3 separate regions of the Mus musculus genome follow, and all the other regions are linked to region 2. The links are chromatin loops, found by intact Hi-C in ENCODE. Cell type or tissue: heart. All regions are shown on one strand. Links, peaks and the distances in the headings refer to the core of each region. The heading gives the core; the rest is flanking DNA.

Region 1 (7,582 bases), core at 1,588-4,087, 70 kb before region 2:
GAAAAAAAAATGCGCGAATCACGCGGAGAGCTCAAAGGATGGTTTCTGTAGCCCACATTTAGCTTCATTCACTTTGTGCGATGTCTACACGCTTGCAGGATTTCACTCTGAAACATCTAAGCCAAACTGACAGCAGAGAGACACACTTCAAACATAGGAACAGGTAAGCACGTTGTACGCAGGCTCCACAAACTGGTGAATCAGTTTTGTCTTACAAAGGTGGGTGTCTAGAGGGCCACGTCATTCTTGCCAAACCAGCCTGACCGCTCCTGCCTTTTTAACTACTTAGCAGTTTGGCTTCAAGTGGACTGGAACAAAGCGTCCTTTCCCACCATGGAACCTAGAAGAAACATCATTTGTCATCGCCCCCAAACCTTTGACTGTGCTTTACTAAATAGGGAAAAAAAATATGTTCGAGGCTTTAATGGGGGGGGGGGGGGCTCCTGTCTTCTTAAAAAAAAAATCAATGTTCCTGTTTACCTCCCTGGAAAATGTAATATACATGGACATGTCTGGAAGTTTTCTTTTTAGCTATGAAAGAACTCAACTTTAAAGAGGAGATTACATTAATATAAAACATTTTTATTTCAGTTGTTATTACAAATAAATATTTTTAAATTCTTATTAGATATTTTCTTTATTTACATTTCAAATGTTATCCCCTTTCCTAGTTTCCCCTCCAAAAATCCCCTACCCCCTCCCTCTCCCCCTGCTCCCCAACCCAACCACTCCCATTCCCGGCCCTGGCCTTCCCCTATACTGGGGCATAGAACCTTCACAGGACCAAGGGCCTCTCCTCCCATTGATGACCACCTAGGCCATCCTCTGCTACATATGCAGTTAGAGCCATGAGTCCCACCATGTGCTTTCTTTGGTTGGTGGTTTAGTCCCAGGGAGCTCTGGGGGTACTGGTTAGTTCATATTGTTGTTCCTCCTAATTACAAATAAATATTAAGGAAGTGAGTACATATTTATTTGAATGAAAGAAAACAAAATGGAAAATGTCTTTAATCAACGTGTATGCACACACAACTTGTATGATGTGCGTTTGTGTGTGCATTTGGTTGTGTGCGCCTATTCGTGCGTGTGTGTGTGTGTGTGTGTGTGTGTGTGTGTGTGTGTGTGTATGCAGATGCTCATGTGCCAGGCACGTACGTAGACATCTGAGGACAAAGCTTCATTTCCCAGCTTTGTTTAAGCCAGGTCTCTTGTTCACAGATGCTGGCCTGAGAGCTTCTGAGGCAATGGTGGTCTGAGGCATGGGTCTGAGGATACAGAGTTGGGCCCTCGTGCCTGCTCTATAAACGCCCTTAGTGATATTGAGTACAACCATCACCACTGAAACTCCATTAAATACTAACTCCTTGTCCCTCCCTCCACACCACCCCTGACCCTACTGTCCTGACCCTATGAATCTGATGGCCCTAGAGATCATCTGTGAGTAGAATCACACAGCCTTTGTTCATGTCTGGAATATTTCCCTGAGCACGATCCTTCGGGGTTTATCCATGCCACAGCATGTACCGGAATTTCCTTCCTTCTTAACGCTAAATAATATTCCATTGTGTGGACACACCACATCTTCTTTGTCCGCTCATCCGTTGGCAGGCATCTGGATGGCTTCCATCTACTGTAAACAACGCTGGTGGATGATTTTATGTAGTGAGTTTATCATAATCCTTCCCTATTACAACCTCCCCATCCCGTACAGCTGTAACCCTCCCGCCCCTGCCCTTTGCTTAGCTGCTTATTATCATCAGCTCACCCCAAGCTTCTCTCTAGTTGAGCAATTATCTTCCTAACGCAAGCTCTCACATCAGTTATGCCATTTCATTGCTTGAAGAAAGCAGCTGAAAGCAGCATTTGGCTTATCCTCAAGTGAGCGGGCTGCTCTAGAAACAAGCCCCTTAGCTTGAGTGAGATTCACCCTTTATCTAGCAGATCTCTGCCAGGTGTGAGCCGTGGCTTCTCTCCTGGGGCCTGGGGCTTTCCTTATCTTCACTTTTGCCCTCCTTTTGGAGCCATATGTCTTCCAGAATCTCAACCAAGCATGCGCACAAAAAGGTCCATTTCTGGGATTCGTTTGTCGGTAAGTTTCCTTATTTCAGCATTCACTTCATTTGATCGTTTGGCCAGATATGGAATGCCAACCTGAAAACAGTTGTCCCTCATATTGTGGAGAAAATTAGTCTTTTTTTTTTAAATTGATTGTAGAATGCTGTTGAGAGGCAGACTAGCTGGGGCAATGGTGGTACATGCCTTTAGTTCTAGCAGACTTCTGTGACTTCAAGGCCAGCCTGGTCTACAGAGTGAGTTCTAGGACAATCAGGGCTACACAGAAGAGAAACCCTGTCTCAAAGAAGAAGAAGAAGAAGAAGAAGAAGAAGAAGAAGAAGAAGAAGAAGAAGAAGAAGAAGAAGAAGAAGAAGAAGAAGAAGAAGAAAACAAATAAACAAAAATAAAAGGGGCGGGGCTCAGACCTGGCTTTCTGTGCATTTTATAAAACTTTCAGATATCAGAATGTCCCTTCTTTGTTTTTTTTTTGTTTTTGTTTTTGTTTTTGTTTTTGTTTTTGTTTTTTTTTCTTGTGGTCCTGAGGATGGAACCCAGGGCCTGGTGATGCTAGGTGAGTGTTCCACACTGAGACACACTCCCAGACCCTATCATTTTAGATCTTAAACTTGAGGGAGGGATTCAACAAGCTCTGTAGCACAGGAGAAATACTGCTACTGTTCCCAGAGAGATACTGGCCCAAATTAAGCCTCAAAACTATCACAATGCCTCCTAAGCCCACCATCACGGCCACACCCCACTACCCTGTCTTTGTCTCGTGATAGAGACATTTTTTTTCCTTGCTGGAGAAGGATACGCCTCCCAGTGTGCTGCAAGGCAGACGTGGACTCATTTCTTTGGGTCCTCAAGGCTTCCACACTCACATACTAGAAGTCAGCCTCTGGGTTGTCATAAAGGATCGCCACAGAAGCTTCTGCAGTGTTCAGACTTGTGGAGTCCCCACTGCTGTTCTTTCAGTGTCCTTCCAACTTCCAGATCTGTCACCTAACCGCACCTTTCTGCCCTAGAGCACACCCCGCCATTTAGGAAGAAGTCGCAGCTACCTGGAGGGTTAGTTTTTTTTCACTGCTTAGATTTCGGTCAACCTGACAACAAGCTATGATCATGTAAGAAGTGGAAACCTCCATTGAGAAAATGTTTCTGTAAGACTGGTCTGTAGGCATGTCTGAGGGACATTTTCTTGATTAATGATTGATATGGGAGGACCCAGCTCACTGTGGGTGGTACCACTCCTGAGCAGGTGGTCCTGGGTATAAGAAAGCAAACGGAGCAACCCTTGGAGAGCAAGCCAATACACAGTATTCTTCTTTGGTCTCTGCTTCAGTTTCTGCCCTGATGTCTCTCAGTGGTAGATTATGAGAAACCAAAGAAACCCTTTCTTGCCTAAATTGCTTTGGGTCAGACTGTTTTATCACAGCAGTAGAGAGCAAACTAGGAGGACTCCGCTCCAGATATAATTGCTAACTGTGCCATCTTTTGTCTGACTTAATCCTGGAGACCAACCCAAGTACTGTGAGCTGTAGAGGCTCAGGGGAAGTGATGGGCTTGCCAACAGGATAGCACCAAGGGTGAGATTCAAATTCAGTTCTCTTCATCCAAAAGTGCTGTGCTCCGGATGGCGTTGCTAGATTGTTTCAGTCAGAGAGCATACAGTTGGTGGGTACCCCCAGGATTCCTACCAATCCCTAACCACACAGGCTTTAAACTCAAAAAGTAATTAGCTCTGAACTTAGAATAGCTTCCTGTACCCTTTTTTGTTTCTCAGATTGTTTTCTATATTTCTGAAAGAAATATGATGAAAACACTTGAGCGATAATAACTCTACAATAAGGAAAATACAATAGAAGTGTAAGGGTAGTGCTGGTGCTAAGGTCCTGTTCCCCAATTGGTTTTTGATCCATCGATAAAGATGCTAGTGGCCAATGAGATGGGCAGAATAGGTGGGACTTCTAGGTCCCCACCCCTCACCCCACAGACAAGCTAGCAGATGCAGGTGAAAGAGGAAAAGAATTTTTGCTTGGGAGGGAGAAAAGCCAACCAGCCATGTGAGATCTCCAGCAGAGTGGCCATAGGCTGCCTCTCCAGGTGAGAGGTTGGGTGCTGAGCTGGGTCTGAAGGTGGCTGAGCAACTGAAATTGAGGGCAGATTTAGAGTGCTGAGCTGGGAGTATTGGGAAGGGCACACTAGCTGGGGTAGACTAGAGGCACCCAACAGTTGAGCCAAGATGGCAGGTTGAAATTGAACAATGTGTATGTGTCTGATTTTCATCTGCAGATCCAATATTCTCTGGGCAGGGGCTGGTAGTGGGGCCCATTTCCGGAGCTTAGATGGGGTAGCAAAAGCTACACTCAACATAGAAGCAACTGGCTTCACAGCCATATAAATGAGGTTCAATGTCTTGGTGCTTGTCCCTAACAGTGACCATCTTGCCAGGTCCTGGATGATAAATTCTAACAGTGTATGCCTCCATTTTCCTGTCTACTTAGCCTGCAGTTCCCCCTGAAAGCCTAGAAGCTCCATCTGCATCCTTTAAGCCCTGGAACAAATCAGTCCGACCCCCACCCATATATGCAGAAGCAGACCTCTTTGCTCCTGCCACACACCCACCATTGTTCTCTGTGTGTTCCTTGTTACACAGTTCCCAGCTGGCAATGCTCTGTGGGGAGAGTGGGATGTGGGCTAGCCTAGCTGGAGGAATGGATCCCTGGGGGTTGGTTCTTGAAAGGGATTGCCAGTCCTGCAGGGTCATGGAGGTGACTGTGTGACATGGTTCCTATCCCCAAAACAGAGCCAGCAGGGCATAGGCTTCCACTCATGTTGACGGTTGCCAGGCATGAGGCTTGTTTGTATAAAAAAATTTTTTTTTTTTTACTTCATGTTCCTCCTTTAGGAAATATTCTCCCAGACAAGGTTATGGGCAGATCACACACTACCTTTAGTAGTCACAACAACCATGAAAGTTGACTTTATCCTGGTCAGTGTTTTTGTCAACTTGACACAAGCTAGAGTCATCTGAAGAGAGGGAACCTTGGGCGAGAAAGTGCTTTCATCAGTTCATTCCACCTGCTCCACACTCCTCAATCCATCCTCCAATTCAAACATGCCTCATCTCCAACTCAGAACTCAACAAGAGATTTCCATAGACATCATCGTGCTTCAGGAGTCAGTGTGCAGGGATGCTGGCTTACATGGCTACTCTAAGAATTCATAGACTATAGAAGAGTGTTGGCTGTCCTCTCTTTAATCTGCCTTTTGTCCTTATTCACTTTGATAGCTGTCACCCTGGTCAGTGACTTGATGGCAACCTGAGTAGAACAGGCTGGCCTCTCTAGACACTCTCTGTCTTGTATGTACATCAACACCAGGCTGGCCTTCATGAAGTTCTCTCTCTCTCTCTCTCTCTCTCTCTCTCTCTCTCTCTCTCTCTCTCTCTCTCTCTCTCATGTTGTCATCCTAAAAGTTCTTGGTCAACCCTGTCAGCAGATAAAATACACCCTGCCAGCTTGGCCTGTAAAACTCAAGGCTGGAAATCCCACAACTAAATCCTAACCTACCCTGCACACATGGTACTCTCCTGCCTCTTTTTCTTTGGTCCTTATGTTCTTTCCTCTTGCAATGCCTCCAACCTGCTCCTTACAAGACCTCAAGTCTTTACATCCTAAGACACTCCTAGGTTCCCAAACCCATGATTCTTTCAAAACAACACACTCACCACACCATCTGTTCACTCAACGACTTCTTTGGAGTCCCTCTCATGATCTGTGTTAGATTCCTGGAAAGCAAAACTAAGCAAGTCATACTTTCTATTCTAGAGGGTTCACAGCCTAATAAAACAGAGAGTCGTTACCGTTTAGGTTGTGTATATGTTATGGTTTAGATAAGCTGTTGTCCCCCCACACTCCAAGAGTTCATGTCTGAAGGCTTGATCTCTAGCTAATTAATCCAATCACCTAGAGGTGACTGTATCATGAGGGTTTAGTTCAATTATTCATTAGATCAATCCATTGATGACTTCATAATTAAGTGGACTATTGTGAGGAGGTGGAAAGTGGGGCCTGACTTGAGGGAGGGGGAAGATGGGGTCATGCTTTTGATGGATGTACCCCATGTGAGTCTTTCCCTCTTGCTGTTGGCTCCCTGATTCCTGGGTGGCAACATCCATCTTCAGCATTTACTCCCATCACCACGACATTTTACTTGGTTGCAGACCCAGAGTAGTGCAGCCAGTATCCATGGAATGAAACTACGAGACCAAAATGATTGAATGGACAAATGAATGAATGAATGAATAAATAAATAAATAAATGTTCTGTCCTCTTTGTTTTCTCGGGTACCATCTCAGCCACAGGAAACAAACAAACATAGTAAACTACACACCAGGGCAAAACACAGCATGTAAGATGCCCTACCAGTGATTTCAGAATAACACCATGAGTGGCTTTATGTAATCGTGATTTTACTGAGATAAAATGAAGTTCATGGACCAGGTTATCGTTCCATGGTCATTCGGTGTTAATTAGCTAGGCGAGCACTCCAGGTTCTCTTCCTCTCTCACCTCTCCCTTCTTTTTCCCTCAGCTTTGTTTTTTTTCCCTTTTTCCTTTCTTCTAAGCTCCCATCCTCTGATAGACCTTTATGATGTATCCTCTCGGTGTGTTTTCTTAACTTGTCATTGAGTATTGCCTGTGCTCATTCCCTGATTCTCCAGGTACATTTGTAAATACCATGAGACAATCGAGACTGTCTTATCATGGGCAGAATGGGAATCTCACATCGGTTCTAGACACTCTAATGGCCTTGTAAAGTCAACACCTCATTTTTATAGAGGTACAAGGAGCTCAAACATGAGTTCAACAGATCACTAACACCCTCAATAACCCCCTTAACTTTTAAATTATACAGGCCATTTTATTATTTAAAAAATTGTGTATCTGCACCTAAGCAAAAATTATACTTCTGACAGCAACCAATGAAGGAAACAATAATTATGTGTTCATATTGAGACTGGGCAGGCCGAGAGGTACTAGAAAGCCCAGGGACCTGAGCCGTTCCCTGGCAGCTATAGTTCCCGGTGGTCAGAATGCCTGTTTCTGGTTAAAATTGTTGAAGCTTCAGATGGGATTTTCCTGCTTTACCAGAAACCAAGGTGCCACATAGGGGTACTAGCAAAGGGGGCTGCATCCATGGGAGACCCCAACTCCATTATAATAATATTTACTTTGTGAGTTTGACTTTCCCTCTTGTGGGCTTTTAAAAGGATTCTGGGAGACGATGCTCTAGACAGGAGATTGAGTTCATCACACTTTGGGAGGGGGAGAACGGTCTCCTTAATCCCATAACTATGCCTCTAGCCAGACACATATTCATGAAAATTCCTTAAAATTCCACAATGTGCACCAGTGATGTGGCTCAGTGGGTACAGGTGTTTGTCACCAAGCCTGATGACCGGAGTTCATCCCCTGGGACTCATATAGCAGAAGATAGCAGGACAGAGCAGACTCCCGAAAGTT
Region 2 (7,582 bases), core at 3,372-5,871:
CTCAGGGAGATCTGAAGGTGAGAAGATGCTCCAGACAGAGAAAGCAGCTGGCTGGCAAAGTGAGACAGTAAAGTTGGTAAAGTTTTACCCTCCGCTTCTCAAGCAACAATCTGTGTGGTGGGGATACCCACGGGGGCGGGGACACACACACAACACCCCCCCCCCCCAAATGGCTAGGAGAAATCAAAGACTTAGACTTAGGGACTTGGGAGGTGGGAGAGGGGGGGCATTCCTATTACCCTTCAGTGGGGTCTTTAGCCCACACACCTGACAATGTTCTCAAAAGTCCTAATTTGAGGCTTCGTTCCAATTCTGAATTTGGAGTGGGCCAACATTGCCCTTAACAGCCCTTGACAAGGCTTCTAATGTTGGTTACTGAAAGAAAGGAAGGGAAGCAACTTGAAGCAGATCGGAAGCTGCAGTAAGAAAATAACTTCTAGAGTATACTCTAGCATAAGAACGAGGAACGAACCACTGAGTTAAGACACAGGTTTTAAATTTTTTAAAAGTTCATTTGAATGTGCTTTCTAGGGGCTGGAGAAATGGCTTAACAGTACAGAGCACTCGTTGCTCTTGCAAAGGAACTGGATTCCAGTCTTAGCACCCACATGGTAGTTTACCATCATCTGTAATTTCAGCTCCAGGGGATATGATATCTACTCTGACCTCTGAAGACACCATGCATGCACATAGCACACAGATATATGCAGGCAAAATACTAACATATAAAAAAAATTAAATAAATAATTTTTTTTATTTTTTATTTTTTTTAGGATGGGAAATAGAGCTCGAGGTGATATAATGCTTGCCTAGCGCACATGAGAAGGAAGAGGAGGGGGAGGGGAGGGGGAGGGGAAGGAGGAAGAAGAGGTTCTGAGTTCAAATTCCAGCAACCACATGGTGGCTCACAGCCACCGGTAATGAGATCTGACGCCCTCTTCTGGTGTGTCTGAAGACAGCTACAGTGTACTTATGTATAATAATAAATAAATCTTTGGGCCAGAGCAAGCAGGGACTGAGCAAGCAGAGTTGACCTGAGCGAGCAGGGCCGACCAGAACAAGCAGAACTCCTAAAATTCAATTCCTAATACCCACATGAAGGCTCACAACCATCTGTACAGCTACAGTGTACTCACATACATAAAATAAATAACTAAACCTTTAAAAAAAGAAATTCGCAAACAATAAAAAATTAAACACATTTTAAAACTATATTATATTGATATTCATAGAAAAAATATATTCATAAAGGAAGAACAGAAACAAGGCATGGTAGCACAAAAACACACCTGTAATCCCAGCACATGGGAGGTAGAGGCAGGGAGAATCAGGAGTTTAAGGCTAGCCTCTGCTACACAAAGAGTTTGAGGCCAGCCTGGGCTACATGAGACCCTGCCTCAAAAAAAAACAAAAACCAGAAAGAGAAAACAAAGCTGTGTTTTCCTTATACGCCCAGTGAGTGACAGATCCTTCAGTAAAAGCAAGCTGGGTCTGGTGATGTGTACCTGTCATCTCAGCACCAAGGAGGCTGAGGCAGGAGGCTCCCCCAGTCTGCAGGCTTCAGGCTACACGGCAAGCAGGGCGACTGAGGAAAGGACAGAGAGTTGTGGAATGGGAAAGAGGAGGGAAGGCAGAAGACATGGGGGAGGGGAGAAAGTGGCCAAAGGACACAGTATACTTGAAGGAAATGGCCCATAGAAAGACAAATTACTAAGTATAATGAAGATATGCCAATTAGCGCCTTTTAATTAAAATAAATACTCATGGGAGACAAGCAAGAGGAATGAATGAACTCCGTGTTTCTACAGTTGAAAAGGGCTGCTGCTCTCGGAGTGTGCAAAGACATGGTTCTCCCCCTCTGCACACATCTATGCATACACTGTCTGCGCCACACAACGGAGCGAGCATGTCAGGCCTGTGTGTGTGTGTGAACATGTGGGTGTATATGCATGTCTTATTCTCCAGATGACATTAAGTACAGGGGTTAACGTATAATAGCATACCTCCCTAAAGTATACAATTGATAGGCATAAGATAATATTAAGGTATTTGATATATAAAATATCTTGAGAAGGAATCAATGAAATATAAAGCTGTGATTAAGGAGGGAGCCTTGCTATGTATAACTTCAGGCCAGCCTCTAACTCTCAGTCCTCCTGGGAGTGGGCTGACTACCATGCCCAGCTGGTCCTCCCTTCTTCCTAGTCTCCCCCCATCCCCCATCCTTTCTTGTTCTCTCCCCCCACCCTTGCACATGTTAAGCAGCCAATCCACCACAGACCTACATCCCTAGCCTTGTTTCTGTGTTTACATTTTGAGACAGGGTCTCCAGCGTTACACGTGCTGACCTTGGGCTTCCCACACAGACCATATAGACATTGGACATTGTGATTCTTCTGCATCAGCTTCCTGAATAGCTCAGGGTCATGAGCCTGCACCACCAGGCCAGCCAGCCTGGTTCTTGATAGCGTGTGCATGTGCATGGGCTCAGTGAACTCAAAGAGGCTGAGGCTCTTTCTGCTGCACAGGATGACCCAGAACTGACCCTGGGGCAGCACAGACTCTTCCAGCGGGAGGACAGGGCACTCTTAGCCTCAGAACTGAGGTGAGATAGTGACAGCCACTGCTGTCTAGTTCTGCTCATGCTGGAGCTCCGTGTCACAGAGGGAAACCCTAATGAACCAGCAGAAATGACGCTGTACTACACCCAAGGCACAAGTGACAGCCCATTTCAGCGGCCTGTGCTGGAACTACCCAGGCAAACACTGCAAGCAAATTCTGAGGTGGGGAGAAAGAGAAATCGGGCCCCTGAGGGAGAGGGGCTCCTTTTCTGAAAGCTAAGAGAAACCACTTGGCCTTGAGCAGGAGGGGGCAGGGGTCCTATCTGAACAGAGTTCAGGAGGACACTCCCTATCTTGAGGTAGTAAATCTTACAGTGCCCAGAGCCTGGCTTTAGAGATAAGGGGTCAGGACCGTTAGGAGTTAGTAGTTTGAACAAGGCATCACAAATCACTGGGTCAGGCACTGAGCTGTTAGGTCTTCTGCTAAAGTTGGGAGGAGGGGCGGTTACTGTTTATTTTTTCTCCTGTTGACTCTATAGGGGTGACAGGGCAAGAGAGAACACAGCTCCTGTGGCCAGATCACCAAACCCAGTTATCCCAAATCCTAACCCAGCCACCCTCTCAGGCCACCGGGGCTGTGAGGCTGTGGATTCCGTCCTGACTTTGATAAACATAGGCAGTCTGATTTCCTCCAGGCTGTGGGTATCTAATGGGTCCTGGCCAGCTTGTTCACATGAGCTGGCTGGCCTTCATTGCAGCCTCTGTCAGCAGCACAGGGTAAGTGGCCCACATCTAGTCTCCACGAGCAGGGTTCGAAGCTGATCAGTGTGTCTGCTGTTCTTTTTTTTTTTTTTTTTTTTTTTTTTTTTTTGGTTTTTTTCGAGACAGGGTTTCTCTGTGTAGCCCGGGCTGTCCTGGAACTCACTCTGTAGACCAGGCTGTCCTCGAACTCAGAAATCCGCCTGCCTCTGCCTCCCAAGTGCTGGGATTAAAGGCGTGCGCCACCACGCCCGGCGTGTCTGCTGTATTGTGAGCAAGACCTCCTAGGCTTGCTTTGACACCAACACAGGTTGGCACACCCTAGAGGAGGAGTGACCCCCAAGGAAGCGACTGGGTCAGAGACTGCCCAGTGAGATAAGGCAGAGCCTCCTTTATGGCTGAAATAGAGAAACCGCTGACATTTCACGCCCCCATATACAATCAGCTCAGACCGTTTTTCTGGACTTGCCCTGCCTTTGTAACAGAATATTTTCTTGTCATTCAGATTTTTTTAAAAGATTTGTTTATTTTATTTCTATGAGTACACTGTAGCTGTCTTCAGATACACCAGAAGAGGGCATGGGATCCCATTACAGAAGGATGTGAGCCACCATGTGGTTGCTGGGAATTGAACTCAGGACCTCTGGGAGAGCAGTCAGTGCTCTTAACCACCCCTTCATTCAGATTTTTTTTTTTAAATTACATTTTATTTGTGGAGCTGGGGCATTCAAGTGGTAGTAAGAAGATAACTTGTCCTTCCACTATGTGGGTACTGGGGACCAAAGTCATGTCACCAGGCCTGGGGACAGTGCCTTTAACTGCTGAGCCATCTTATTTTTTTCTTAAGGTTATTTTACTTTATGGGGTTGGATGTTTTCCTGCATACACATATATAGACCATGTGTGTGCCTGTTGGAGTCCCTCGAACTGGGGTGATAGTGGTGACCCACCATGTGAGTACTGGCAATGAACCCAGGTCTTCTGCAAGCATAGTAAGTGCTCTTTCTTAACTGCCGAGCCATCTCTCCAGGCTCCATGATGAGCCATCTTGCCCGCCCCATTTTTTTAGCTTTCTGAAATCCTGTCTCAGGACTGCCTTGTCTACAGTAAGCCCATGCAGTCAGAGAACTGGCATTCCCCTTTGGAACACCTTTGGATATTGTGTCCTCTCGCTGTAGAATGATGTCTCCGTCAGAGTCAGTCTCTGTGTCCTGTCCGGCATTCAGAGGCAGAAGCACTCACTCCATCCCACTCTGGACCAAATCCTCAAGGCCAAAGGCATTGAGAGATGCTCAGAGGCCAAATCCAGCTACCCCCCCCCCCCAGTACCACTCATCCCTTAGGACAAGGCACTCTCTTCCCTGGGCACAAGCTGAAGGCTAAAAACATAAAGCACATGGCTGGCCTTCCAAACCCACAAGTTTCGTTATCCGTCGATCTAACCAGTCATGGATCAGAAGCATTCCGAAAGGGGCCACTGAGATGGCTCAGTGGGTAGAACCCTTGCCACCCAGCCTGACAACCTGAGTTCAATCCCCAGAGCTCACATGGTAAAATGAAGTAAATCAGAAAAAAAAAAGTTCTAGAAAGTTCTAAACAGCAAAATTTGCATTTGCTGCACTGTGATTACTAAGCTAAATCCACACAAATGTGTTTGGTACATGGCATACTCTACAGTGGCCACCCACCTCTTCCCCACCTCTTCCATATCTCTTTCTCCAGACCTCATTCTTTCCCCACTGCGCACCCTGTGTCATGTGGGTGTTATTGTTAGGCCTATGACAGTTGCATCGACACAAAACATGTATAGGCTTTTTCTTATAATTATTCCATAAATAAGTGACCTCACACTATTTACATTGCACTTCCATGGTATAAGATGTTGTAAGTTATGTAGAGATTAAAGTGCACAGGTAGATAAGTGAGTGTCCTGTATAAATACTATACCATTTTATTGAAGGGATGGAAGCATCCGGCTATCTAAGTGTCTATAGAATCCTGAATCAATCCCCATGGGAACTGAAGAATGACCACAGATGTTCATAAAATAGAAAGGCAGCAATGACAGGCTGTGGTAGCACGCCCTAGACTTGGGAGGCAGAGGCAGGTGGATCTCTGTGAGTTTGAGACCAGTCTGATCTACAGAGTGAGCTCCAAGACTAAACAGAGAAACCCTGTCTAGAAAAAGAAAAAAGAAAAGAAAAGGGAGAGAAGGAAGGGCTGGCAGGCAGCTGAGAAGCCATAGGGAAAAGGACCCTAACCACAGGAAGCAGGGGCCCTAAGCAGAGCTGGGCTTTCCACAGAAGGACAAACTCCTGATTTTCTCCTTCATTCCAGCTGTGTAGATCTCCACAGACCGCTGTGAAACAGGAGCAGACAAAAGCAAAAACAAACAAAACAAACAAACAAACAAACAAACAAAACTACCCCAGACAACCAGGTCCCTATTCTCCTCCCATGTCCTAGTAGCAACCAGTGTAGGCTAGAGAAACTTGGGGACCCCAAACCCAGAGTCCTATGCTTGACTCTGCCCCACAACCCACTCTCTGCACGAGCAGGTGTTAGAAGGCCTCCCGGAGCTGCTGTGTGTAGGCCCCAGGTCTCTGACCCTAGCCCAGGAGGATTGCCAAGCAGCATGAGTGAGTCTCAAGCCCCAACTGGGGAACGACTCTACAATGACAAGAAGCCTGGCATTGACCCAGCTCTTCCTGATGTGGTAAGCCAGCTCTGGCCTGCTCCCAAGGAAAACTGGGGAGTCAGCAGCTTCGGTTTTTTAGGTATCTCCACCCTCTTCTTTCTGCTTCTCTTCATTTCCTACCACACCCCTTCCAGCATTCCATGTCCCATTAGCATGTCAAGATTTGCTCACCAACTTAACTGAAATAGAAGTCCTGGCTGGGTGTGGTGATGCACACCTGTAATCCCAGCACCAGGAAGGCTGAGGCAGGAGACTCAGAAGACTGGCTGGGCGCATACAGCAAGACTTGTCTCAAAGCTCAATGATGGAGACAGACTGCGGCTGAGCACTCCCTAGCACGCGTGAGGTCCTGCTTTCAACCCCCAACACTGGACACCAGCAAAGAGAAGCCCCTCTGCTATGGAGAACAACATTCCTGGCAGCAGCGTGGTAGAAGGGAAGGTCATTTGCATTCTTTTCCAATGGCTGTGCTAAGGACTTAAAGACCAATTTGGTTGGGAATTTTATATATGAATACTATCTTACGGTTTCTATTGCCACAATGAAATGCCACGTCCAAAAGGCAAGTTACAGGGGAAAAGGCTTATTTGGACTACACTTCTCCATCTTTGTTCATCATAAAAGGAAGTCGGGGCAGGAGCTTGAGCAGGGCAGGAACCTGGAGCTGATGCAGAGGCCAAGGAGGGCGGTGCTTACTGGCTCATCCCCACTGGTTTGCTCAGCCTGGTTTCTTAGAGAACCCAGGATCATCAGCCTAGGAATGATACCACCTATAATGGGCTAGACCCTCCTCCATCAGTCACTAATTAAGAAAATGCCTTACAGGCTTACCCACATCCCTATCTCAAGAAGGCGTTTCCTTAATTGAAGTTCCCTCCTCTCAGACGACTTTATCTTATGTCACTTTGATATCTCTAGCTCACACTGAAATCTGGAAATGATGCTGCAGGGGAAGCTACATCAGATTCCTAGACTCCTTTAGCGACGTCAACACCAGCAGTTATTTCCCAAGTGTCAAGCCTTGAATTTTCTCTCACATCCCTTTGACCTTCATACCATCCTCGATCCAGATGAAGGGCTGAGTTCAGATGACTGCGCCTGCCTGAGTTCATCCTGCATCACATCAGGTGATGGAGCACAGTCACCACCAGGCGAGTCTCATTACGGAGAAAGCAGCGACCAGGTGGGACATGTCAAATGATGCTCCTTGCTTATGAGCTACAGCAACCCGGCAGCTCAGTAGGTCTCTGTTACAGTGATGTCTTGGCCTCTTTATTGACAGATCTAAGTACATCGACTTAATAAACAACACTTAGAAAATTTTAAATGGGGGCTGGAGAGATGGCTCAGTAGTTAAGAACACTGGCTGCTCTTCTAGGGGTCCTGAGTTCAATTCCCAGCAACCACATGATAGCTCACAACCATCTGTAATGAGGGTCCATGTCCTCTTCTGGTGTGTACTCATATACATAAAATAAATAAATAAATATCTAAAAGAATTTTAAAATACAGATTATGAGCTGTAAAAATAATAGAACAGATTGTAGACTGGGAATTGGGTTTT
Region 3 (7,582 bases), core at 2,593-5,092, 79 kb before region 2:
ACATGGAAATGTTACATACATTAACAGGTAGCAGTACAGGTCTGTCCAGCCTAGAAGTCAACTTGGGGAGAGCCGGGTGAGGCTGTGTGGTCCTCAACACTCTATTCACTCTGGAGTGTAGAGGCTTGCTCTTGCTAGTTCTGATTTTCTTTATTATTATTATTATTGTTGTTGTTGTTTATTAATTATTATTATTATTTTGTTTTGCTCTGCTGAGAGTGTAGTGTACTAAGCAAGGGCTCGTCCCTTGAGCATATTCTCAGGCCCTGTTTCGGCTTTGAAGTAATGAGATCTGGACTAGAACAAGCCTTAACAACTACAGCCACATACTTCTGAAGCTTACTGCCTACCACTTTGAATCCTACAAAAATCTACCCTTTGGTCGGTGATAGAGCTGAGCGTGAGCTCTGGTTACTTTGGTGACGAAAATACTTTGGTGGTTAGTATTTTATATAAGCTACAAGAAAATACTCCAGAAATTCTGCTTTGACTGAAAAGAGCATTAATATGATGTCTTATGCAAAGAAAAAAAAAAAAAAACTCTAAAGTTTCTTTTCAAACTTCCTGCCTTTTATATTACCAAGCCTGTAAGACTTACTATTCCTTAAGTGGAACACAAGGAAAAGTTAAAGTGATTATAGCTCCCATCTAACCTAAAATAAAGACACACAGAGCAGGTGGTGATAGGAGGGGGGTGGGGGTGGTAGGGAAGACGGCCTTACAGTGTACATGTGATCTCAAACTGTTCTGAAAGTAGCCAAAAGTTAGCTGTGGAAAAGACACAGAGGAGACACATTTCCCGGTGATTTCAACAGCAAAAAATAAGATCTGAGTTCTCTATCAAGACTTGTTTACGTAAAGAAGAGTTACACACACTTATTTCAAACATTATTTCATTTGTATCAATTCAACCCATAGATTCAAATAAGTTAAAATTCAACTAGTAGTCTCCATGCTGATTTTTGTAGAGAGAGGAGAAAAAAAGCCGTGAATATTATTTAACCATTCACTTAGCAGAGGTTTCCAACTCTCTTGGGCAGACAGGGCCTCCTACATCTGCAAAACATAAGTGATGAGCAAACAGCTCCCTTCACACAAAACTAAAATGTTACCAGAAAAACAGGTCCGGGTACAGGGCCTGACTCTCTGCTTAGTCTCTATGAACTGAAAATGCAGAACTCAGCATTCATGGGCTATTTTCTATTGAGCACTAGGACAGGTCCAACGGGCTGGGGGAGGGGGGGAGGCAGGAGAGTGGGAGGACTCTATCACCTGGGTCTCAAGAGAATGATAGCCTCTGAGTCACTGGCCACCTCTGACACCCTGCAGGGCCACTGACTAATGTCAATCCTGGGGGGCGGGGGGGGGGGGGGAATCCTTTCTCAAAGTGAGGTAATTTTCCACTTCTGTCTGTTTTGCCTTCCGGATCATATAGAGCTTGACAGGTTGGGGGAGGGGGGACGCAGAAATATTGAAGGACAAAAAATATCGTTTTTCTCCAAATTAAGTGTTTTAGGGAAGAACCCTAATAAGACATTTATCTTTACACAGCTCCCATATTAATGAATAAATTAAAAATATTGCTTCTCTATAAGATGATAAGAAACTAAGGAAGTAAATTAACCAATTACTAGGCACTGATAGCTGTCACTGTAAGAGGGCTGAGGGTGTAGGTCAGGAGTAGAATACTTGCCTACTGCGTGTGAGGCCTTGGGTCTGATTCCCAGTAAAGCAAAAATAACAAATGCTAAGAAACCTAGGCTAGTAGAATCAGACTAAATAGTAAGATTAATAATAACAATAACTTGGTTCATAAAGTGTTGAAAAGAACTGCTAAAGAATTCTTCCATATTCTGATCCAGACTTTAATTATGTAATCCACACATTGAAAAGAATAGGCTACTGAATTCCGGGAAGGCTAAGACACAAAAGTACATTTGAGATTTTGGTGGCTCGCCAAACTTTAAAATATACTTTAAAACCAAGTTTTTAAACTTGGTGTTGCCGGAAACAATCGTTCCTCAAAATCCTGGGACACAATTTGTTAAGAAAACAAAGATCTCTAATGAGAAAAGGTATCCTGCTGCCTGAGAAATAAATAAATTTAAACAGAAAACGAGTTGCAACTGGAAGGACTGTCGGATCTCTAAAACTGCTTGCAAAACAAAACGCCATCGGAGCCATTAGGTTTCTCCTCCTCCGCCTGCGGCCACTGCGCTGCGAAGTATTAAGGTAGTGGGGCGGCCGCCTCCAGAGGCGCGACCGAGGTAGGGCTGGGAAGGGGCGGGTCGCAAAAGTCTCACGGCTCACGTGGGCTTGCAGAAAGCAGCTGTGGGGACCGTGTGAAAGGATGCTCATTACCTTCTCCCACCCACCAGTGACTCCCTCGCTGTATTTACCCGACTATCCCGGGAAGAGGACCCAGCCCTTTGTGCCGTGGGTTCCTCGGCAGCTCCTAATCCTGGGCGCCACAGTGCTTTCTCCAGGGTCACCCTCTCAGCCAGAGCTGGAGCCCATTTTATACAGATCAAAGAGATGACTAATACTGAGCCCAGAGCCACAATTATTACAAAGTCTCCAGGAGACTAGGCTGATTTTTTTTTAAAGGTGCGGAGCCTCCGGTGCGATCCCGGTGACCAAGTGGCCAGAGTGGGGAAAGGGGAGCGAGCGGAACAGACCAAGTTTGCAGCCCGTGCCCAGAGGCTATCCCTACAAAGGAACCCATTTGCGTGACAGGGGACTTTCAGGCTCCGTGGAGGGTGTAACTTCCATGCAGATACCCTCGGGTGGCCAATAACCTAAGGGCCTCCGCCGCCGTCGCCCTGGGGTGACCATGAGTTGCAAGTCCTGAGTCCCTCCGAGGCCACCGGGCAGCAAAGGGAACTCCACCCCTTCACAAGTTTTATTTTTCGTTAGTTTGAAAGCTGGGTTTTGGGGCCGCAGCTCCGCCTAGCCCGACCTCCCACCTGCGGTCTGGAACAAAGGCAATCACAGCTGGGTCCACTTTGCAAGGGACAACCGGGGGTGGGGAGGAAGAGGGTACGACCAAGGAGAGACCTGCGTCCCTGCCGTCCATTGCTCCCCTACACAGTGGAGGTGGAAAAGAGCCGCTTCTAGGATAGAAGAGAGGTGAGGACCGTGGGACCCTGCGTAGGCTCACGGTAGGACTGTCGCCTGGGTCCCAGCACACACCCAAGCTCCCTGTTCTCACTGGCTAGCGCTGGGCGTAGGGACACCCGTTCCTGCGCTTCCGTGACCCGGGGCAAAGCACTTTCCTCGGCCTAGACCTGGGTTTCCTGGTTGGCCCAGGAGGCGGGCCACTACCTGACCCAAGATTTGGGACTGAGCTAGGTGGCGGCGGGCTGATACCCACCAGTAGCCGTCGGAGTTCTGGTCGTTGACGGTGCAGCGCCGGGAGTGGGAGTAGAACGTCCTGCTGGTGCCCCCGCCGCCGCCCCCGCCGCCCCCGCCGCCGCCACCGCTGTAGGTCATCTCGTAGCGCAGGTCCGGGCCGGACTCCGCGCGGGTCATGCGACCCAGCGTGTTGATCCGCGGGTGGGAGCCGCCGTTGCAGCTCATGTCTGCGGTCACTCAAGAGAGCCGCTCAGCGCCGCGGCATACGCGAGGCGTCGCCTCGGAGCACGCGAGGGACTCCGGGAGAGGAGCGCGGAACGCGGAGGACTGGCGAGGGCTCAGCGCTCCAGCAGGGCGGAGACGGGGACGGCGACTGGCTAGGCGCGGGAACCGGAGTGGAGCTGTGGCTCGGAGGGCAGCGAGGGCTCAGAGGAGCTGGGTCGCGCCTGGGTGTTGGTGTTGGTCGAGGCGGTGCGAGTCTCCTCCCCGCTGGCACCCGGCGCCCAGGCCACACCTGGTCGGCTTCTTCCCAGGGCGAGGTGCGGCTGCCTCGCCTCCCCCGCCCTCCCCCCCGCGTGTCACCGACGCCTGGGGCCGCCCTCCCCAACCTGCGGCTCCGCCCTGCGCCACCGAAGCCTGAGCAGAGGCGAGGGGCGGGGACCTGGCGACTGGATCCCCGTCGGAGGGCTGCGACCCCGCGGGACTTGCTTCAGGCTCTAGGAGCCACAGTGGCACACCTTTGGAGGATTTCCTACTCCCCCAAGAGGCGGAAATAAAGTGGCTTGGGAGGGTCACTCCATGGGACGACTCTAGTGAAATGTTGACTTTTTGCTTATCCCAGGAAACCATGCCAGCTTCTATTTAAATAGCCCCAAGAGTTCGATTTCTGTTGTGTAAAAGATAATTTAACAGAGAATCCCGAAAAGGGCTTCTCCAGAAATATTTTGTCATGAGGGACTTAGTTCAAGGCTAGACTGGGCTTCATAGCAGGACTTTGCCTGAAACAGAAACAAGACGTGGTTTTCCATTTCTCTAAAAGAATCATGAGCACGTTTGTCCCCTGTAGACTCCTGAGCCCCAACTTGGGTCCCTTTCTGCTCCCATGAAGCCTGAACAGATACCGTTCCAGATGAGTAACACATTCCACCGATTGGTTCCAAAGCCACTCCCAGTTAGCAGATGAGTGCAATTTACACCGTAGTCTCCATAAACTGACTTTAGATACAGACCCCTGTACACTAGCCATTAAAAGCTGTTTAGATAACTTGGGGTGGCGTTAAATGCTCTCTAGTAAACACCACTTAAAGATCTTGGTAATAAATATTTCTTGTCTCCCTGAATAATGTCTGTTAGCTTTCCTGTTTGTACAATGTATTTCTCAAATGTTCATGAGCTGGTTAAAGCAGCCCAAAAACTAAATACCAAACTACATTGGTATGCTGTAAAGGAGAAGAGGAGGTTTTCTAAATATGTGCCCTATCTAATTCTGCAATGACACTTCCAAGTTTTGGACACAATTTTTGACAACAGATCTTGCTTGCACGTTTGCTTCCTGATTGCCCAGAGCAGACCGACTTAAATCCAAGGAGTCAAACGCACAGTGAGATAACAGTTTACCACGGTTAGCTCAACCACCCATATCTGCCACTGTTCGACTACCATCAATTTCCTCTCGTTTCTAACAACAAACTCACCTGGCCAAAGAGCTTGTAGACAAAAGTGCTTTGTTTAGAAATAGAATCCGTATCCGCAAGTCAGCCTCCACACAAACAACCCATAGTATCCGGAAGACGTTTGGGTCGTCAGCAAATAATGCACGGAATTTGATTCGGAATGTTTTCCTTCTTATGCATCTTGTTTGTCCAGTGGATAACTATAACACACTGTATGGAAGGGCCTGTATCAGACTGTGCAAGACAACGATGACTAACGCACAGCCACGGTCCTCATAAATACTATAGTAGAACCTCAGTTTCAACCATTTGGAGATCTCCTTTCTCCAATACTGAAAAGGATGCACAGTCAACCTGGAAATTCATCTTAAATACAATCCATTCTTCTATGAAACACCTCACAGCAAGAAAGGCTCTCCTCCACCAGAGATAGCTAGCACATCTGGGTGCTCACATTGGTTAGTCCGTAGCTGGGCTGCCCGTACTCCCCCCTCCCCAGACTCACAGCTGGTCAATCTATTTACAAAGCAGGGGAAGATGGGAAAACACAGCCCACCAGATGTAGGTTTATGGCCATCCTTGCTTCCTGACCTACCTCATTGCATCTCGCTCTCCTCCAGGCCTTCCCAAGAATACTGGTGGCTCTAAAACTAACCAAACATGCCTGTCTGGGAAGACTGTGATTTCATTTATCTTTCTCTAAGGCGAGCCAGGAAGATAAAAGGGTGAAATAAGTAGGTTGACATGCTAGGGAGGTGGACTCCAGACACACACATGACATTAGTTGTCTAGGCTGTTTCAGGTCATGCTAAAGGACGAACATCGGAAGACCATCATCATAATGATGTTATAATTCACTCAGGCTAGAGCTCAGCTCAGAAAATGGAATATCTGCCTTACCAACGTCTAGAGTAAGGACCAGAGATGAAGTACCACATGGAATCATTCTTAAAGATGGAAAATATATACAAAGCTTAGGGTGCCAACTACTGAACCAAAAGTTCTTGGCTAGATGCGAAGTGTCCGTCTTTATCTCGAGGTCAGAAATCTCCTCTTTGTTAACATGCATTCTATGAGGAGTCATATTGGATATCAGCGAGGGCCAGCCCACAGGCTCAATGTTAGACACACAAAGGTGGGTAAGATGCAGCCAGCCCTTGCCCTGAAGGAAATCAAAATCTGGATTTGGAAAGAGATCACAACAGTGTATGCTATGATTTTCTTAGAGCCATGAGGGTCCAGTAAAGGGCTGAAAGGTCTGTTTCTTACAACCAGATTTGTGGGTTTTGTTGTTAGTTTGATCATTGGTTTTGAGTTTTCGAGACAGGGTTTCTCTGTGTAGCCCTGGCTGTCCTGGAGCTCACTCTGTAGACCAGGCTGATCTCAGAGATCCTACTGACACCTCCTGTCTCCCCCACATCCTCACCCCCACCCCCACAGACCACACCACACCACACCCCCTCCCCCAGTACTGGAAGGAAAGGTATGCACCACCACTGCCTGGCTTACAACTGGGGTTGAAAAGCACCAGATTTAGCGTCTGGAAGTCTTCACTTGCTGGGCTGACGGAGGTCAGCTATTTTTTCCCCTGCCACTTGTAGATAGCTTCCCATGTAGTGACAGAGACAGTTTCCTGACAGGCAACCTTGTCTCTGGTTAACCTTAGAAATGACCTTGCAGCTAGGAGATAGTCCTCGGCCTTATCCTGAGCACATGTAAAACTCTAAACAGAACACCTTGGTTTCAATGAGGTTAACAGGAACCATTCACTGGCTCAGAGTCCTATGGGTGCCCTTATTATCTCTTTGTAGTAAGTGGCACACGTTTGTTCCAAATCATATACAGCAGTTCAAAATGGCCAGCTTGCCTGCTAGAGGAAGAGTATTCTAATAAATTAGAACACACAAAAACTTAGGCTAGAAGTATGTGCAATAAAGAAGACGACCTATTAAATTGGCAGAGAATGTTTTAGTTATAGAGTATGTAGTTCTGGGAAGAAGCACTTACTTGTCTGACACATTTGACTCTGGGCTTGATCCAGTACACTACAAGTGTGTGTGTGTGTGTGTGTGTGTGTGTGTGTGTGTGTGTGTGTGTGTGTGTGTATGTGTGTAAAACATAAGTATATACAACCTTTCCTACTTTTCAGAGATTTCATTGAGGAAAGCATTTTGATAAAGCAAATAAAATCTATTTAAACCCAAACTATCTTTATTTCTATTGGCTTAGATTTCCCGATTAACAGGAGAATTTCTCTGTTTTCAGTGACTTTCATCTGTTGGTTTTTTGTTTTGTTGCCAAGGAAGGTGGCATACTTGGTAAAAAAACTTAATGTCCGAGAAGAACATTTCAAATACATTTTCTACTGCAGTAATGAAATTCTCACACACTCTTTCTGCCCCTTGTCTTGGGTTTCAGCCTGGTAGTAGCTAATAAATTGTGCCGACCTTCATGGAGTCTGTTTGGGTGGTAAAATCTCCTCACATGAAGTCTAGTGAAGGCAGCCGGTAGAAGAAACATCATGATGGGGTTAGGCCTAAAGCCTGGGCAGTCTT

The links. A loop is a pair of places that touch in the nucleus more often than their neighbours do. Peaks named below come from ENCODE experiments on the same cell type or tissue, not always from the same donor. Only the 100,000 strongest peaks of a DNase experiment are listed, where the experiment ranks them.
Region 1: it touches region 2 in a loop (3-fold over the local background); 8 of 42 quality-filtered maps call a loop at or near these places.
Region 3: a loop joins it to region 2, with 2.1 times the contacts of the local background. A loop is called at or near these places in 8 of 42 quality-filtered maps.

Annotation. Positions count from the first base shown.
Region 1 is chr13:38,137,819-38,145,400 of GRCm38, reverse strand. No RefSeq gene overlaps it. Among named protein-coding and RNA genes, the nearest start is that of Dsp, 9.7 kb to the left of the region's middle. In heart, for the core only: no CTCF peak of the experiment used is centred there; no DNase peak of the experiment used is centred there.
Region 2 is chr13:38,069,564-38,077,145 of GRCm38, reverse strand. No RefSeq gene overlaps it. Among named protein-coding and RNA genes, the nearest start is that of Riok1, 36 kb to the right of the region's middle. In heart, for the core only: no CTCF peak of the experiment used is centred there; no DNase peak of the experiment used is centred there; H3K27ac peaks cover 348 bases.
Region 3 is chr13:38,147,586-38,155,167 of GRCm38, reverse strand. Dsp (desmoplakin) reads right to left here and starts at 3,874. Exons shown (of 24, transcript NM_023842.2): 1 at 3,374-3,874. The coding sequence starts at 3,579. In heart, for the core only: no CTCF peak of the experiment used is centred there; a DNase peak (open chromatin) is centred at 3,797; H3K4me3 peaks cover 1,853 bases; H3K27ac peaks cover 2,296 bases.